Linked DNA regions of Homo sapiens: region 1 is linked to region 2. A link is a loop called in an ENCODE intact Hi-C map of the cell type or tissue named here. Cell type or tissue: Calu3. All regions are shown on one strand. Each heading gives the region's core, and the rest is flanking DNA. Links, peaks and the distances in the headings are about the cores only.

The links. Hi-C counts contacts between places; a loop is a spot of excess contacts. Peaks named below come from ENCODE experiments on the same cell type or tissue, not always from the same donor. Only the 100,000 strongest peaks of a DNase experiment are listed, where the experiment ranks them.
Region 1: a loop joins it to region 2, with 5 times the contacts of the local background. A loop is called at or near these places in 7 of 110 quality-filtered maps.

The regions. Positions count from the first base shown.
Region 1 is chr17:39,983,160-39,992,176 of GRCh38, reverse strand. It overlaps PSMD3 (proteasome 26S subunit, non-ATPase 3), which reads right to left. Exons shown (of 12, transcript NM_002809.4): 2 at 7,693-7,883; 3 at 5,465-5,602; 4 at 3,358-3,494; 5 at 2,248-2,438; 6 at 1,980-2,083. It overlaps LOC124904000 (a long non-coding RNA gene), which reads left to right. Exons shown (of 3, transcript XR_007065751.1): 1 at 1-584; 2 at 3,282-3,583; 3 at 5,395-5,479. Among named protein-coding and RNA genes, the nearest start is that of PSMD3, 6.9 kb to the right of the region's middle. In Calu3, for the core only: no CTCF peak of the experiment used is centred there; no DNase peak of the experiment used is centred there.
Region 2 is chr17:40,033,672-40,043,819 of GRCh38, reverse strand. MED24 (mediator complex subunit 24) reads left to right here. Exons shown (of 26, transcript NM_014815.4): 4 at 7,666-7,704; 5 at 8,025-8,098; 6 at 8,471-8,703. Among named protein-coding and RNA genes, the nearest start is that of SNORD124, 11 kb to the right of the region's middle. RefSeq lists an enhancer at 7,351-8,218. In Calu3, for the core only: no CTCF peak of the experiment used is centred there; DNase peaks (open chromatin) are centred at 4,799 and 8,539.

The DNA.
Region 1 (9,017 bases), core at 1-8,000, 51 kb after region 2:
AGTGATTTTCAAAAGAAACTTTAGTGTCTCTCATATTGTAAGCAATCTAACATTTTGCTCACGCACCCTGTGTGTCTGAAAAGCCTTTACTCCTTGTGAAAATCCTACCCATCTTTCAAAGACCAGTTCAATTTTAATGTTTGTTTTTTTTTGAGACAGAGTCTTGCTCTGTCGCCCAGGCTGCAGTGCAGTGGCACGATCATGGCTCACTGCAGCCTCGACTTCCTGGGCCCAAGTGATCCTTGCACCTCAGCCTCCCAAGTAGCTGGGACTACAGGTGCATGCCATCACGCCCAGCTAGGTTTTTAATTTTTGCAGAGGCGGTGTCTCCATATGTTGCTCAGGTTGGTCTCAAGCAATCCTCTTGCCACAGCCTCCCAAAGTGCTAGGATTACAGGTGTGAGCCCTGTACCTAGCCAACTTTTTCTTTAAGACCCTTTCTCTTTCATTATTTGATCAAAAACAAATCTGACTTTCTCTGAACTTCTGAACAGAAATAAAATGAATCTCCTACTACATTGACCTAATCAACACACGTCTCCCGTTCCCTGTCAAGACACCATGGAGGTGGATGTTGTGTGAAGGTAGGAGCAGAGGTTTGAATTTGGGAAGACTGGGTCTACATCCTGGCTACTGGGCTCTGTGACTTCACATACACCCTCAAGCTTTCTGACACAACATTCTTTATCTCTTTGAAATACTCTAATAATAAGAAATACCTGGCCTGGAGCGGTGGCTCACGCCTGTAATCCCAGGACTTTGGGAGGCTGAGGTGGGTGGATCACTTGAGGTCAGGAGTTCGAGACCAGCCTGGCCAACATGGTGAAACCCCATCTCTACTAAAAATACAAAAAATTAGCTGGGCGTGGTGGCAGGCGCCTGTAATCCCAGTTACTCGGGAGGCTGAGGCAGGAGAATCCCTTGAACCCCAAAGACAGGGGTTGCAGTGAGCCAAGATGGCACCTCTGTCTCCAGCCTGGGAGACAGAGCAAGACTCCGTTTCAAAAAAAAGAACCAAAAAAACAAACAAAAAAATTAGTTGGATGTGGTGGCAGGCGCCTGCCCAGCTACTGAGGAAGCTGAGGCAGGAGAATCACTTGAACTCGGGAGGCAGAGGTTGCAGTGAGAAAAGATCGTGCCATTGCACTCCAGCCTGAGTGACAGAGGGAGACTCTGTCTCAGAAAACAAAAAACGAAAGAAAAGAAAGAAAGATCACTTATTATCCTCCCTTCCTATCCCTTACAGTGCCTAATACCAAGGTTGATGCTTAAATACTTGCTGACTGACAGCTCTTAAGTGGCCAAGTTTTATGTTTACTTGAGCCACTCAGCCTTGCAGAGATTTTCTGGGTTCCTTGGCCACAGACAATACAGTTTCCAAATGTGAACATGAAGGACTAGATAAAAACCTGGGGTTTGTATCAACACAATCTAGGTCCAAGCCTGGAATGACTGTCAGGAGCGCTGGGGAATCAGGAATATTCTAAACCTATCTGCCAGAAACACTCTGAATATCCACTGCCAGAGGTGCAGGTAGTGTCTGCTTCATTGACACCCACAAATAGATGTGAAGCAACCTTTTGCAGACATGGCAGCTCGCACCTGCAATCTCAGCACTTAGGGAGGCAGAGGCCGAAGGATTGCTTGAGCCCAGGAGTTCTCACCTGAGCAACAGTGATATGCCTGTCTCCACACACACAAAAAATAATAATAAAAGTTGAAGTCCTTCTGGATAGGAAGGTTAAGGATGCCTTTCCTAGCCCCTAGCATAGAGAAGAGAACTGAAGTGGTAGGGAATGAGTAACAGGCAAAGGGGCCAGGCATGGTGGCTCATACCTGTGATCCCAGCACTTTGGGAAGCTGAGGTGGGAGGACTTCTTGAACCCAGGAGTTCAAGACCAGCCCAGGTAACATAGCAAGACACCATTTAAAAAAAAAAAAAAAAAAGAGGCAAAGGGATGATGGTAGTTGTGGCTCACCGTCTGTTTGAAGCCGACAGCTGTGTGCTGAGGGGCCTTGCGAAGGGCGTTGGTCATCGTTCTCCGGGCCTCTGAGTACTCCAGCTGGATGGCTTTGATTCGCCCTGGGAGTGGAGGAGAGGAGAGTTGGTCAACAGAGTAGGGTCATCCAACTCCCCACCGACAAGCCAGGGTGCCAAATGGGCCTCTTATGCACCACCCCTTGGAAAATTTGCACCAGGCAGGCCTGAGACACCTTCTGATTTATGGGTTGGGCCCCTCTGCTCACCTGTGTAGTAGAGGTACCTGGCCCACTCATTGTTGTTGGCCTGCTCTGGGAACACAGACTTGGACACCAGCTTCTCAGCCTGGTCGTACAAGCTGTAGTGTAGGTAATTCCGCAGCAGGAGGTTCAACAGGGTGGCCTGCCCGTCTGCGTCATGCCGAAGCGTAGCTGTCCGGAGCCGAGCATGCAAGAAGCTTCAAGAAGGAAAGAAAGATGTCAAAGCCTTCAAATCACAACTCTCTGAACTGCCTTTAACTCTTCGCTCTTTCTCAATTCCTTAAAAAAGTTATACAAATTGCTTTTCTGGTTATTTGCTGAATACTGTTAACTATCGAGTGCCTAAGGTGTACAGCACTATTCTGGGTGCGACAAAGGGACAAAACCCTGCCCTTAGGGAATGCAGTGCAGTGGGGGAGGCAATGGTCATGAGAAAGAAGCACAGCCTGCAGTGTGACAGAAGATGGGAGGCCTGTGAGGCCAGGGGAACTGCAATGGGGAATGCAGGACGTGAGAAAGATGAGTTGAACTTTTCAATAGCTTGGCCAAGGCAGGACTCACTGAGAAGGGATCAGTTAAGGGAAGGCTTGAAGGAGGCGGAGAGAAGAGTGTTCTGGACAGAGGGGCAGCCAGTGCAAAGGCTCTGAAGAAGAGTGTGCCGGGCACACCAGAGGAAAGGCAGGCCAGTGGGGCTGAGGAGCAGGAGGAGGTGAAGTCTGGGAGGTCAAAATGGAGCAGATCACGTCAGGCCTTATGAGGTATTGTAAGGACTTTGTCTTTCCTTGAGACGGGAAGCCACTGCAGGTTTTGAGCAAAGAAGTAAAATGTTTTCTAGCCTGTCCCTCCACCCCTAACCCACCCTCAGTCCTACCTTGATGTGGGGTGAAGGGAAGAACCTGGGGACAGTTCTTTACAGCCCAGCAGTGACCCACTTCTTCATCTAGCACCAGTCTCTCTCCCACACCCCTCACGTGGCGCAGGGCATGGGAACCACTGCCCCTCTTCCCTGCTTACATCTACAGGTTCTTCGCCCTCTGCAGATCCACAGCTGTGTGCTTGTGACTGACCAAGTCTCTGACCCCACGGACCCCAAGTGAGATGCTTGGCTGCCTGTACCTGCGCACCACATCCAGCTTGTCCAGGAACTCATAGACCCGGGCGTGATAATAGTAACACTTTGCGGCTACAAGGTCTAGGGCCCGGCGGTTCTGAGTACTGATCTTCTGCATCAGATCATCAGAGATCTTCTGTGCCTGGGGAGGAAGCCAAAAGAGAATCAAGTGGCAGTTCCTCAAAAGGATAAACATGGAGTTGTCATTTGAGCCAGCAATTCCTATCCTAGGTATGCAAGCCAAGAGAACTGGAAACTTAGGCTCACATAAAAGCATGTACACGAATGTTCACAGAAGCATTATTCATAACCAAAGAGTAGAAACAACCCAGGTGCCCGTCAGCTGATGAACAGATAAACAAAATGTGGCACATCCACACGAGGGAATATTACTCAGCCTTAAAAAGGAAGGAAGTACTGACACACACTACAACATGGGTCAACCTTGAAAACATGATGCTAAGTGAAAAAAGCCAGAAACCAAGGGCACACGGTGTGTAATTCCATTTACATGAAATGTCCAGAGTAAGTAAATCCTCAATAGAGACAGGGCAGATTAGTAGCGGCCAGGGGCTGGGTAAGGGGAAAATGAAAAGTGACTACTAATACGTATGGTGTTTCTTTGTGGGGTGATGAAAATGTTCTGGAATTAGGGGTGGATATACAACTTTGGGAATATACTAAAACCCACTCAATTGTAGTATACTTTATTTATTTGTTTGACGGAGTCTCGCTCTGTCACCAGGCTGGAGTGCAGTGGCACAATCCCGGCTCACCACAACCTCCGCCTCCCTGGTTCAAGCAATTCCCCTGCCTCAGCCTTCTGAGTAGCTGGGTCTACAGGCACACACCACCACGCCCGGCTAATTTTTTGTATTTTTAGTAAAGACAGGGTTTCACCATGTTGGCCAGGATGGTCTTGATTGTCTGACCTCATGATCTGCCTGCCTTGGCCTCCCAAGGTGCTGGGATTACAGGCGTGAGCCACCATACCTGGCCTGTAGTACACTTTAAAGGGGTGAATTATATCTCAAAAACAAACAGCCAAGTACAGTGGCACGTGCCTGTAATCCCAGCTACATGAGAGGCTGAGGCGGGAGGACTACCTGAGCCCAGGAGTTCAAGACCAGCTTGGTTAACATAGCAAGACCCCATCTCCAGTAAAAACAAAACAGTGGGCCAGGCGCAGTGGCTCATGCCTGTAACCCTAACACTTTGGGAGGCTGAGCCCAGGAAATCACTTGAGCCCAGGGGTTGGAGACCAGCTTGGCAAGAAGGTGAAATCCTGTCTCTACAAAAAAAATGCAAAGATTAGCTGGGCGTGGTGGCACATGCCTGTAGTCCCAGCTACCCAAGAAGCTGAGGTGGAAGGATCACTTAAGCCGGGGAGGTCAAGTGAACTGTGATCACACCACTGCCCTCCAGCATGGGCAACAAAGCAAGACCCAATCTCAAAAAAACCCCCAACCAAACAACAACCAAAAATAGTGTGGTAAGGAAAGGAAACAAACCAGGGAATTAAGGAGTGCGACTTACTTCCTGAGTGTGCTCCTGTGACAGTGGCTATGATGAACAAAGAAGCTGGCCCTAGCTGGGGGAGTGGTAGAAGTGCAGTTTGCAAATGGAGCTATTAGTCCATAATAACAGCTACCATTTATGAAAATATCACGAAAGCTTACTATATGCAGATCATTGCGCTAAGTATTTCTAAACAAATTATTTTATGTAACGCTAACCATCTTGTAAGGTAGGCACTATTATCCCCATCTTACATATAGCTGGGAGAAATTAATTTGCCTAGGGTATGGCTGGGATTGGAACCCAGGTCTTTCTGTCTCCAAATGCCCCTACTTTTCCCCAAGAATGTACTACGCTGGTATCCCCCACAGACCGGTACAGCATGACCACTGCAAGCCCTGTCCCACAGTGCCCAGAGCAAGAGTGGGTTCTCCTGGGATGTGGGATCAAACGCATACCTCTATGGGGAAAGAGTGTGGGGGACAGTTCTTAAGAATCAATGATTATTTCCATTTCTTCACCAGGGACCATCTCCCCGCCAAACCCCTTGCATCACTTGGGGCTTATGAATCGCTCTCACTGCATCCTGGATACCTCTTTGTAGCGCTTGCTGTTCATCATGAAGATGACCACGAGGAGTTGGAGATAGGCTTCCACTTCAGGCAGGAGGGGTGTCGACGCAGCTTTTCCCGTGCGGGGACGGAACTGTAAATCAGCCTCTGTGTCCATGGGCTAGGAGAGGACAGAAGTTACCATGGAAAAGCTCAGTCTGATCAAGTAACCAAGAATTTATTGAGCATCCACTATGTATTTCAACATATTTATTGAGTGTCTACCATGTGCCAAGATTTTGTTAGGTGCTAGGGATAAAAAAATAAAGATTACAGTCTTTCCCAAAGAAATCAAGGAGGAGCTGGGTGTGGTGGCTCACGCCGGTAGTGCCAGCTACCTGGAAGGCTGAGGCAGGAGAATGCTTGAGGCCAGGAATTTGAGACCAGTCTGGGCAACACAGTGAGACCCCATCTCTCAAAAAATAAAAAAGAACTAGCCAGGCATGGTGGCATGCACCTGTATTCCCAGCTACTCAGGAGGCTGAGGCAGGAGGACTGCTTGATACCAGGAGTCTGAGCCTGCACTGGGCCATAAGTGTGCCACCGTGCTTCAGCCTGGGTGACAGAGCAAGACCCCATCTCAAAAAAACAAAACAAGTCAAGGAGGCTGGCAATATAATATTAATAAACACAATAAAGTGTTACAGGAGAACAAAAAATTTCTTTACACAACATAATGGAGACAAAGGACGATGTAAGGAACCTTCAAAGAGGCTACAACCTAAGTGGAGACATTAAACCACCACACCTGGATCCACTGCAAATACTACTGGACAGGGCTGAACGAAATAATTCTAGAGATGAAATCAGAATAATGAGACCAAAAAATGGTTTCTTGTGGGAACAAAGAAAATTTAGGGAAAGTCAACATATAAACAAAACATATTTTCCTATGTTGTCACTGACACTGGAAAAAATAATGTGTTACAGTCACCCCCAAAATAATCACGTTTCGTGAGTTTAGCGATGTGAAGGTCAGAAAATATTCAAGGTGGAGTTGGGGGAACAGTACGCTTTTCCCCTTTCCCAGACAAGAAACTCTTCACTGCCCTGCCTCCAGGGATGTTCTGAGTTTCCCCATCCACGGAGCTGACTGAGTATACAGGATTTTAAGGAAATGCAGGTGCTGGAAGGTCAGTGGAATTGGAGAAGGCTGAGACCTGGCCCATGCCATGAATCATGAGGGAGAGTTTACAGCTACAGAGGATAAGGAGAGGTCTCTCCTGGCACGGAGGCGCCACCACCACCACCAAACTGACTTCGTCTGCATTCACTACGTACCAGGCACTGCTCTAGGAGCTTTATACTGCCCGCTTCCCAATCCGTTCATCACGTTTAACAAATGAAGAAAACGAGGCACAGCAAAATGAAGTCACTCGCCCAAGTCCCACAGGTACTAACTGTCAGGGTTTGGATTCAAATTCAACTCTACCTCTAAAATCTGTGGGGTTTTTTTTGTTTTGTTTTGAGGTAGGGGGGTCACCCTGTCACCTAGGCTAGAGTGCAGTGGTGCAATCTTGGTTCACTGCAATCTCCACCTCCTGCATTCAAGTGATCCTCCTGCCTCAGCCTCCCGAGTAGCTGGGACTACAGGCAGGTGCCACCATGCCTGGCTAATTTTTGTACTTTTTGCAGAGACAGGGTCTCACCATGTCGCCCAGGCTGGTCTCAAACTCCTGGGCGGGCAGATTGTTTGAATCCAGGCTGGACTCAAACGATCTGCTCGCCTCAGCCTCCCAAAGTGCTGGGATGACGATGTTAGCCACTGTGCCCGCCTCAGCCTCCCAAAGTGCTGGGAAGACAGGTGTGAGCCACTGTGCCTGGCCCTGACAGCTGTGCTCCTCCTAACCACTGTTCTCTACCTCCTCCATGGTGAAGCTTCAGAAGAAAGAGGCAGCAGCACCTTCTCTCTCCTAGAACAACAGAGAGGTCACCCAACGCAACCTCAACTGGAGTAGGGGGTACAGGTTGCAGGGTAGTGGGAAATGAGTTTGGCTGGGAGGGTCCTGATCCCCTGACTTTGAAGAATGACACTACAGGGCAGTGGACGGTTCCCTTGTCACTGTGCAGATGAGTATTCAAATGGACTGCTTTGGCTTCTCTCCTCATGCTACCACAGGTAATAAGATGGGACTTTAGGATGGAAAACAATGCTGTTCCTGGGGATCTGAGGCCAGGCCTGCACCCTTTAAGTTGGCCTGACTCACTCACCTCTTCCAGGAAGGGGAGCAAAAAGTCTCGAGTGGCATTATTTGAAGTGAAGAAGCCCTGCACAGCCTTATACAGAACATAGTGGTTGAGGCGGCGTGATGTGGAAGGCAGCATCCGCAGGGCCCGCAGCACGAATCTCGGCTCCTTGCCTGAAACCGCTTTCTCTAGCTGTTTCACGTGCTCCTTGATGTCTGAAGAAGAGCAGAGAAGAAAATGATGTCACTTTCACTCCTAGTCCCCCACCACTCCAGGCAAGGAGTTCTTTTTTTTTTTTTTTTTTTTTTTGAGACGGAGTCTCACTCTGTCGCCCAGGCCGGAGTGCAGTGGTGTGATCTCGGCTCACTGCAAGCTCTGCCTGCTGGGTTCACACCATTCTCCTGCCTCAGCCTCCCGAGTAGCTGGGACTACAGGCACCCGCCACCACGCCTGGCTAAATTTTTTGTATTTTTAGTAGAGACGGGGTTTCACCGTGTTAGCCAGGATGGTCTCGATCTCCTGACCTCGTGATCTGCCCGCCTTGGCCTCCCAAAGTGCTGGGATTATAGGCGTGAGCCACCGTGCCGGCCAGGCAAGGAGTTCTAAGGAGCCTCTCACAGAGGGGCAAAATGCGACCACTCACCTTTTCTGCCCTAATGGGGTCCATAATATTTACAGATTCCACACACTGATTTTAAGACATAACCAAGTGGCAAGAAAAACATACAGTGGGGGTGCAGGATGGGGTAGAGGATGACAGAGGAAGAAAAGAAAAACCAATTAACTACAGAAACCTGGAGTCCAGATTTATCAGATCTTAATGGAAAAGACTTTCTAAATGTGAACAATGGGAGAAATCACATACGCACAAAAGATTAATGGGCTTGACTTCATTTAAAAAAACCCTTTTAGATAACTGTGTATACAAAAGAAAAATATTTTCAACAAATGTGATCAAAGATTCATATTTTTATTCTATAAAGAGCTTGTATAAATGGTTAAGAGATATAATGGTATAATGATTATATTGCCACAATTTCAAAACAAAAATGGAGACGAACTAACATACAAAGAGGAAAAATAGCTAACAGACAAAAATTATATTCCATTAGTATTTGAGTAATTGCAAATGGAAACATTTTTAAACTACCAAATTTGTAACATTAAAAAAATTATAGGTGGGGCACAGTGGCTCACGCCTGTAATCCCAGTACTTTGGGAGGCTGAGGAGGGCGGATCATTAAGGGTAGCAGTTGGAGACCAGCCTGGCCAACATGGTGAAACCCAGTCTCTACTAAAAATAAAAAAATTAGCCGGGCGTGGTGGTGGGTGACCGTAATCCCAGCTAC
Region 2 (10,148 bases), core at 1,077-9,076:
TCCCGGGTTCATGCCATTCTCCTGCCTCAGCCTCCTGAGTAGCTGGGATTACAGGCGCCCGCCACTGCGCCTGGCTAATTTTTTGTATTTTTAGTAGAGATGGGGTTTCACGAAAGTGTTAGCCAGGATGGTCTCGATCTCCTGACCTCGTGATCCGCCCGCCTCGGCCTCCCAAAGTGCTGGGATTACAGACGTGAGCCACCGCGCCTGGCTTATTTAAATCTTTGAAGCAGAAAAATCCTTAAGGAAGACAAAAGTCCAGTAAGGGAAAAAAAGGATAAAACTGACAACAAAAACATAAAAAATTTCTGCATACTAAGAAAAAAAATTACAGGCGGTTCTCCTGTCCAGCCCACCACCCCTGGACTGTCCCTGCATATAAGTTCCGCCTAGCAAAACCCTATGTGTCATCTGCTGTCTCCAGGTCCCTTCAGCCTCTTGAACCTGGTGCCATCCCTAGTGAATAGGGGTCCAGCACAACAATTGGTGAGCCAGTCAAGAGGCTGTGGAGAAAATCCCATCAGTCTGAGACAACGGGATCTGGGAAGGGGAAATCTGAAGGGAAAATCTCATTATTAACAACAGGCCGGGTGTGGTGGCTCCCAGCACTTTGGGAGGCCGAGGTGGGTGGATCACCTTAGGTTAGGAGTTCAAGACTAGTCTGGCCAACATGGTGAAACCCTGTCTCTACTAAAAATGTAAAAATTAGCTGATGGTGGCGCACATCTGTAATCCCAGCTACTCGGGAGGCTGAGGCAGCAGAATCCTTTGAACCGCGGAGGCGCACTTGCGGTGAGCTGAGATCACATCACTGCACTTTAGCCTGTGTGACAGAGTGAGATCCTATCTCAAAATAAATAAATACATACATACGTAATAAAATGAAAAATATATTCTCTAATTTCTGCCAACACTGGACTTTTATTTTTTGTATTTACTTTGTTTGATCCATTTAGAATTTATTGTGGTATGAGGATGGGATCCACATTTATTATTTGTTCAAATAGATGGATAATGGCTCAACTGTCTTTATTGAATAGGCCATTCTTTGTCATATCTTAAATTTTAAATTCTCTTGTACACAAGGGTCCATTTTTTGACACCCTAGTATATTTCATTGGTATCTTTCTCTGTTTTTTTTGAGACGGAGTATCACTCTGTCTTCCAGGCTGGAGTGCAGTGGTGCGATCTCGGCTCAGTGCAACCTCCTCCTCCTGGGTTCAAGCATCAAGCAATTCTCTGCCTCAGCCTCCCAAGTAGCTGGGATTATAGATGCCCACCACCACGCACAGCTAATTTTTGTATTTTTAGTAGAGATGGGGTTTCACCATCTTGGCCAGGCTGGTCTTGAACTCCCGACCTCATAATCCATCTGTCTCAGCCTCCGAAAGTGCTGGGATTACAGGCGTGAGCCACTGCGCCCGGCCTCTTTCTCTTTTGTTGCACCAGAACTTTATTAGAGCTTTATAGTATGTTTTGATACCTTGGTGGACAAATCTTCACTTAGTTTCTTTATTTTTCAAAATTTTTTTGGCTGTTTTCAGACATTTCATTTCCAGACAAATTTTAGAATCAATTCGTTAAGTTACCATAAAAATCCTATTATATTTTAATCCAGATTTCCTTGACTTTGTAGATTAATTAGGGACATTTGTGGATTAATTTTAAAAAGATCACTCTGGTTATAGTTTGAAGAACGAGTTGGAGGGAGGTAAGACAGAAGATGGGGATATCATTGAGTCTGGCATATTTTGTCTTTAAAGGACCCAGATAGTAAGTATTTTCAGCTTTGCAGACTGAATGGTCTCTCTCATCACTATTCTGTCATTACAGCTCAAAAATAGGTATAGCCCATCTGTAAACAAATGGGTATAGCTGTGTTCTAATAAAATTTGATTAAGAAAAATAGTGATGAGCCAAATTGGACTTGCAGACTGTAGTTTTCCAACCCCTGATTTAGGCTCTTGCTGTAATTCAGGCGAGAAATGATACTAGCACAAAATTGGGAAGTGGCAGCAGAAAAAAATGATGAATTTAAGAACAGTTTAGGAAGTGGCATTGAAACAATTTGATTAATGGGACGAGCAGAGTGAGAGAGGAGAAGGGGTCAAGGATAACGCTTAGGTTTCTGGTTTGGACATTAGATAGCTGATGGATCATGAGACAGTGGAAGAGCAGAGTAGGGTTGGGATGTGGGTGAGGATACATGTTTGATCTTGGCCTTTTAAATTTAAGAAGACTGTGGGGTATCAAAAAGAGGATACTCGGTAGGCAGTTGAACATACGTGTCTGGTACTCAAAAGGAGAGTTCTAGACTGGAGCTTTTGGTTTAGAAGTCACCAGCTACTGATGGTAATCAAAGCTATGGGCATGGATGAGATTGTGCAGAGACAGCAGGGAGAGTGAGCAAAGAAGTGACTAAACCCAACTTCCTGAGGAACCAATCTCATTTAAGGAACACACTTAGGAGGATAATTCCTCATAGGAGTCTGAAGAGAAGGGGCCAGAGAGTAGGGAAGAAAAGTGAGAGTGTTATCAAGAAAAGCCAAGAGAGGATTGAGGGGTGAGGGAATGTTTCAAGGGGTCAGATGCTGCTGGGAAGTCAGGTAAGATCAGAACAGAGAAGGATCCATTAGGTTTAACATGAAGAGTTTGTCAATGACCTTAATGAGAAGATTCATAGAGTGGTCAGGACAGAAGTGATTGGAGTGCGTTGAATAGTCAATGGAAGGTGTGCAGGTAGAGCCAGGGAGTGTAGAAGACTCTTATGTTGTCCGGGCGTGGTGGCTCACACCTGTAATCCCAGCACTTTTTGAGGCCGAGGTAGGAGGATCACTTGAGGCCAGGAGTTTGAGCCCAGCCTAGACAACATAGACCCTATCTCTACTAAAAAAGTAAAATTAAAAAGGCCGGGTTCAGTGGCTCACACCTGTAATCCCAGCACTTTGGGAGGCCAAGGGAGTGGATCATGAGGTCAGGAGTTCAAGACCAGCCTGGCCAACATGGCGAAACTCTGTCTCTACTAATACAAAAATAAGCTGGATGTGGTGGTGCATGCCTGTAATCCCAGCTACTCAGGTGGCTGAGGCAGGAGAATTGCTTGAACCTGGGAGGTGGAGGTTGCAGTGAGCCGAGATCGCGCTACTGCACTCCAGCCTGGGCAACAGAGTGAGAATCTGTCTCAAAAAAAAAAAAGAAAATAAAATTAAAAAAAAAAACTTTTATATGTGTGAAGAGTAGCAGAGATGGGGTGGTGGTTAAATGGAAGTGTGGGGTCTATAGGAAACTCTTTTAAAAATAGAAGAATCTAGGCCAGGCTCATACCTGTAATCCCAGGAATTTGGGAGGCCAGTGTGGGTGGGCAACTCACTTGACCAGGAATTTGAGACCACCCTTGACAACACGGCAAAACCCCATCTCTGCAAAAAATACGAAAGTCAGGCAGCTGGGCACAGTGGCTCACGCTTGTAATCCCAGCACTTTGGGAGGCCGAGGCAGGTGGATCATGAGGTCAGGAGTTCGAGACCAGCCTGGCCAACAGAGTGAAACTCCATCTCTACTAAAAATACCAAAATTAGCCGGGCATGGTGGCGCGTGCCTGTAGTCCCAGCTACTCGGGAGGCTGAGGCAGAAGAATCGCTTGAACCCAGGAGGCAGAGGTTGCAGTGAGCCGAGATTGTGCCACTGCACTCCAGCCTGGGCAACAGAGTGAGACTCTGTCTCAAAAAAAGAAAATTAGCCTGGCATGGTGGCTCACACCTGTAATCCCAGCACTTTGGGAGGCCGAGGTGGGCAGATCACGAGGTCAGGAGATCGTGACCATCCTGGCTAACATGGTGAAACCCCGCTTCTACTAAGAATACAAAAAATTAGCCGGGCGTGGTGGTGGGTGCCTGTAGTCCCAGCTACTCGGGAGGCTGAGGCAGGAGAATGGTGTGAACTCGGGAGGCAGAGCTTGCAGTGAGCTGAGATCTCGCCGCTGCACTCCAGCCTGGGCGAGAGAGCAAGACTCCATCTCAAAAAAAAAAAAAAAAAAAATTAAGCATGGTGGTGTGCACCTGTAGTCCCAGCTACTTAGGAGGCTGAGGTGGGAGGATTGCTTGAATCCGGGAGCACCACTGCACTCCAGCCTGGGTGACAGAGCGAGACCCTGTCTCAAACAACAAACAGACCAATAGAAGAGTCTTGAGATGTATAAACACTGATGGGAAAGGGAAGAAAGAGAAAGAGGCTGAAGTAACAGAAGTAAATAGATATGAAAGACCTTTGTGCCCTCTCAAGTGCTGTGCAAAATTAGTAATTTATTCTTCCTTCAGAGTCAAGAGGCTCTTTGGCCCAATGTTATGCGAGTAGAGGGCACTTAGGAGTAGTTGGGGTGTTGAATATTCAGAAGAGCAGAGAGGATTTGAGAGCAGCTGCAGGGTCAGGTGGGGCTAGCCACAAGCATGGTGGCCACACAGAGGGTCTCCTGCCCTGGGGGCCTGTGGTGGTTTAGAGCTTCTACTGTGATAGAATGATTAAGACTTGAATAGGCCAGATCCTGCTGTGTAAAACAGTTCGTCATGTAGAAAGCATTTTTGGGTCTCTGAAGTAGCCGTGCTTTATTGATACAGTTAGCAGAAATCTGCTGAACAGAATTCAGAATTTGAAGACCATAAATTCATTTTGACGAATGGCATCCCTCGGAACATGCATAATTGGGGGTTTCTCTCCCGGCATTTGAGGGTCAGTGTTCAGTGGGGACATCCAGCTCCCCCTGCAGGTTGGTATCCAGCAAGGTTCACTTCTTTGCCAAGCACTCGCTATGGGGACATCAGTTATAAATAAACAAAACGCTCGCCGGAACGTTATGGTCATCCTGCCCAGGCAGGCTCCCAGCTTTCTGATGGATATCAGACACTAGCCCTGGCCTCACAGTATGGTGGTTCTGAACACTGATGGTATTTAAGCCCTCTGTGTTTTGCTCCTGTTCACCCAGGAGTACTAGTGAAAGATGGCTGAACAGAGCAGTGTATTTTGGTGAGAGGGAAATTGCACATGGATGGAAAGTTTGCCAAACCCAGGTGATTGAGCAGACGGCTTTCTTCCTCTCCTTTTTTTTTTTTTTTTTGAGATGGAGTCTTGCTCTGTCATCAGGCTGGAGTGCAGTGGTGCGATCTTGGCTCTCTGCAACCACTGCCTCCTGGGTTCAAGCGATTCTCCTGCCTCAGCCTCCTGAGTAGCTGGGATTACAGGCATGCGCCACCACGCCCGGCTAGTTTTTGTATTTTTAGCAGAGACGGGGTTTCACCATGTTGGCCAGGATGGTCTTGATCTCTTGACCCCGTGATCCACCCTCCTTGGCCTCCCAAAGTTCTGGGATTACAGGCGTGAGCGACTGCACCCGGCCGACAGCTTTCTTCTTAAATCTTTGGAGGCTTCCACTCCTCCAGCAGAGACAGCTGAACTAGATATCCAGTCTTATGATGGTGATGAATAGGTTTTACTAACAGAAATTTATTTTAAGGTAAGATTTTTCCAGAAGGCAACTAGTTAGTAGAATTCATCTGTTCAAAGCAATAAAAACTTCCTGAGGACCTATTGTGTATCAGTTCTTGGGCTGGATGCTAGAGAAACAGATATAAATTCAATACCATCTCTGTCCTCTGGGAACTTACTGTTCAGGTAGAATTTCCCAAAATGTATTTTGGAAATACTGGGTACATGAAATTCCTTGGTCAAGTAAGTTTAAAGGATATTGCTTTGTTTTATCGTCAGTCTTCTTAGAGATTCTCATTGTATACGAGTATATCATGGTTCCGAGAAGTTCTGTGGTAAAGTTCTCGTTATATGTTTAATCCAGTGTTTCTCAAATTTATGTCACACACAAGCTCAGGGTATGTGTGTGACATTTCTTTTTTTTTTTTTTTGAGACAGAGTCTAGCTCTGTCGCCCACACTGGAGTGCAGTGGCGCAATCTCGGCTCACTGCAAGCTCTGCCTCCCGGGTTCACGCCATTCTCCTGCCTCAGCCTCCCTAGTAGCTGGGACTATAGGCACCCGCCACCATGCCCGGCTAATTTTTTGTATTATTAGTAGAGACGGGGTTTCACCGTGTCAGCCAGGATGGTCTTGATCTCTTGACCTCATGATCCTCCCGCCTTGGCCTCCCAAAGTGCTGGGATTACAGGCGTGAGCCACCACACCTGGCCAAATTTTATTTAACTTTAATTAATTTAAATTTAAATAACCATATGGGGCTAGTGACTTGTGTATTGGGTAGGGCAGCTTTGGAAGCTACTTTGAGACATGCTGAGCTAAAGGTGTTTTTATTTATTCATTCTACAAACATCAAGTTTGTGGTGGTCACTGAGTAAAAGCATCCTTGTCCTCAAGGAGCTTCTAATTTAGTGGGGACTGCAGGCACCCGCCGTGTAATGATGAGCCTTAGGTGATTACTTGGAGCACAGAGGAAGGGTTTCAGCTTTGTGGGGGAGGTTGGGGTTGATCAGGGAAGGTGTCCTGGATGGGTCCTAGGGAGTAAGTTCTGGAGAACAAATAAGAGTTTGTACAGTAAAACTTACTCTTTCCTTCTTTCCTTCTTTCCTTCCTTCCTTCCTTCCTTCCCTCTTTCTCTCTCTCTCCCTCCCTTTCTTTTCTTTTGACAGAGTCTCACTCTGTCACCCAGGTTAGAGTGCGGTGGCAAGATTTCGTCTCACTGCAACATCCGTCTCCCAGGCTCAAGCAGCTCTCCTGCCTCAGCCTCCCAAGTAGCTGAGATTACAGGCATAGGCCACCAGGCCCAGCTAATTTTTGTATTTTTAGTAGAGACAGGGTTTCACCATGTTGGCCAGGCTAGTCTTGAACTCCTGACCTCAGGTAATCCTGCCTCAGCCTCCCAAAGTACTGGGATTACAAACGTGAGCCACCACGCCCAGCCACTCCCTGTTTCAAGGTGCAGGTACTACCTGCTCAGTGCAGGAAATGTTTGTTTGTCTCTAGTTCTTACCCATTAAAACCTCTGTTCTTGCCGGAAGCTGTAGGAATACAGTGACATGGCTTCACTCTTGCCCATGCTTCTGCCCACTAGCCGTCAGTTAACCCATGCTTATTGAGGACAGTGAGTAGCAGGCGCTTTTTTTTTTTTTTTTTTTTGAGACAGAGTCTCGCTCTGCTCCCAGTCTGGACTGCAGTGGCACAATCTCGGCTCACTGCAACCTCCAACTCCCTGATTCAAGCGATTCTCCTACCTCAGCCTCCTGAGTAGCTGGGATTATAGGCACGCACCACCACACCCAGCTAATTTTTAATTTTTAGTAGAGACGGGGTTTCACCATGTTGGGCGGGATGGTCTCAAACTCCTCACCTCGTGATCCGCCCGCCTCGGCCTCCCAAAGTTTTGGGATTACAGGCATGAGCCACCATGCTCGGCCTGAAACATGGAGCCTTTGAGCATCCCCAGAATCATCTTCTTGATGGGCTTATGCTGATACCATTTGCAGTAAGTCTGACAGAGGCAGGAACAGGGCAGTGCACAGTGACACTGCCTCTCCTTGCTTGGGTTGAAGAGGGCCTGTGGAAGGGGTTGAGGTTCAGGAGAGCTGCAGCAACTTGAAGCATCAGTGTTTGTTCCTCTCAACTGTGGGAGACTAGTTGTCTAAAGATTATCTTTCTTCCTTCTCTCCAGATGGTGTCCTACTCTTCTGTCCTCACAGCCATCAGTAAGGTATGACCATAGACACTCAGGAGCTAGATTGGGGATGACAGACAAGGCCCCGCCTCCTTGACGGCCCTGATGCTGTGACCCGTGAGGCTGGATAGGCAGCACATGATGCCTCTGGCTGGCATTGCTGGACTTCCATGGGAGGGGGATCCTGGCAAGTAGGGGCTGGTGCTTGGGAGCCAATGTCCAGTGTTGAGGATGCTGAGTCTGGAACCCAGGGTTGGAGGAGAGAGGAGCAGGAGTCCTGAATGCACCGTCTGCCTCATGTGAGACCTGGGGGTGGATGGAGGCATTCCGTAGCATCTCCACTGTCCTTTCCACAGTTTGATGACTTTTCTCGGGACCTGTGTGTCCAGGCATTGCTGGACATCATGGACATGTTTTGTGACCGTCTGAGGTAAGGGCAGGGGTAAGGGGGCTCACAATACAATGTTCCAGCCTTGTCTTTGTGCAGAGGTGCAGCTCCTAGCACACAGACCGAGACCAACTCCGGGTTCCAACGTTTTTTCTCCCCACCTGCCCATCTACACTTACCTGTGCCCTCCTTTTCTTACTCCCTTAGGACAGAGTGCCTCCTCTCTGTCTGGAGTAGCTCATTTGAAATCTTGTCCAGTAGGAGCCAAAGGGGCTAAGCATCTTCCCCAGGACTTTGCTAGCTTCTCAGCCCTAGTCCCTAGTAGGGGAGTGCCAGGGACTCTGGGGAACATTGATGTGGGTCGGATTTCAGCCATTGGAAGAACAGAGTCTGATTTTGCATCCTTCCCTGTAGCTGTCACGGCAAAGCAGAGGAATGCATCGGACTGTGCCGAGCCCTTCTTAGCGCCCTCCACTGGCTGCTGCGCTGCACGGCAGCCTCTGCAGAGCGGCTGCGGGAGGGGCTGGAGGCCGGCACTCCAGCCGCTGGGGAGAAGCAGCTTGCCATGTGCCTTCAGCGCCTGGAGAAAACCCTCAGCAGCACCAAGAACCGGGCCCTGCTGCACATCGCCAAACTAGAGGAGGCCTGTATGTCCCTTGATTCCCCTGAGCCCCACCTGCCGCTGCTCCCATAGCCGGTCCTTTAATTGAGAAGGGAGAGGCAGGATGCCATCCCACCTCTTTCCAGGAGGATCTGAAACCATCCCACTTCCTTTTTTTTCTCCCCATAAGCATTGCACACATCCCAGGGACTTGGGCAGGGTGGCACCCGAGCCAATCAACCAACAGGTATTTACTGAGCATTGTTGTATACCCAGCACTGTGCTAGGTGCTGGGGGTGGGGGGTGGGGGGCTACCAAAGGAGCATGTGGCAGGGTCCCTGCCCTCATCAAGCATAGCTGCTAGTGGGTAGCAAGACTAGTACATCACAGACGAGGAAAAAACTAGAGGACAAGACAAGCACAGTGTCCATTATTGTGTTTGTCTCCATGTTACTCATCGCTTGGAAGCAGATGACTCTTGTATTTGAATGTTACCTAAAATGCCCCTTTTAACACAGTGCCTGTCTGCTGTTGGGCCTGTTGTACCATATGCCTCTTGACTCAAGTTCAGATGTTAAGTTTGGGTACTTTCCAGAGCCTGAGAACAGACAGATCACCTGGCGGGAGGGAAGATGCCAGTATTTCCAGCAATGGGGTCCTAAGGCCATAGTCTTGCTCCTTGAAGCCCAAGTGGCTTGGGACCACCTACAGGTCTCTTGTTCTCCAGGAACAAGAATGCTAGAATGGGCTACTCTCGAGGCTTCAGGACCTGGTTGGAGAGCTTGTTTTAGGACTAGTATATTTATTTCTTCCCCAAGTATGTTTTACTGCCTGTGAAAAGTCCAAAAAGACAATCTTTATATAAAAATGGACTGTGTTGACAGCCTCTTCCCTACCTTGGGCCCTTGATAAATGTTTATTGGCTGAAAATCGGATGAATACTGAATTTTAATGGATCTCAGGTCTTGTCTTTTTTTCCCCCTTTTATGCTCCATGGAGGTTAATGGGCTAGTTGGTGCCATTATTCATCATTTGACCCTCTGGAATTGTAACTAGGATAAGTAACTTATAGTTCAGTGCTAACCAATATGGCTTAGACCATGAGTGTGGGCATTAAGGAGAGAACAGTGAGTTAGACCAGTCGGGTGAGTTGCTAAAGGAACTGGGGCTTGAACAGAAGCTTAGAGCATGGTGGGAGTTTGAGAGAGAGTGTGTAAGAGGCCTTCAGCAGGGGAGGGCAGCAAACGCAATGCCTAGATGAGGGAGTGGTTGAGAATGAGAAAGCCATTTAGGGACCCAGTTCCCCCAGAGGAGAGTGACAGCCTCTGCAAGACTGGACTTTGGGATCCGCTCACTCCTCGAGTGATTTGTGGCCGCCCTCCCTGTTCCAGCCACTGGATTCTGGCCTCCCTCTGCCTCTCTCTCCTGAGCCTGTGTGATGCCATACCTTCTGAAGTCAGCTGGCTGTGTCCCCTGGAAATCAGGCTTTTG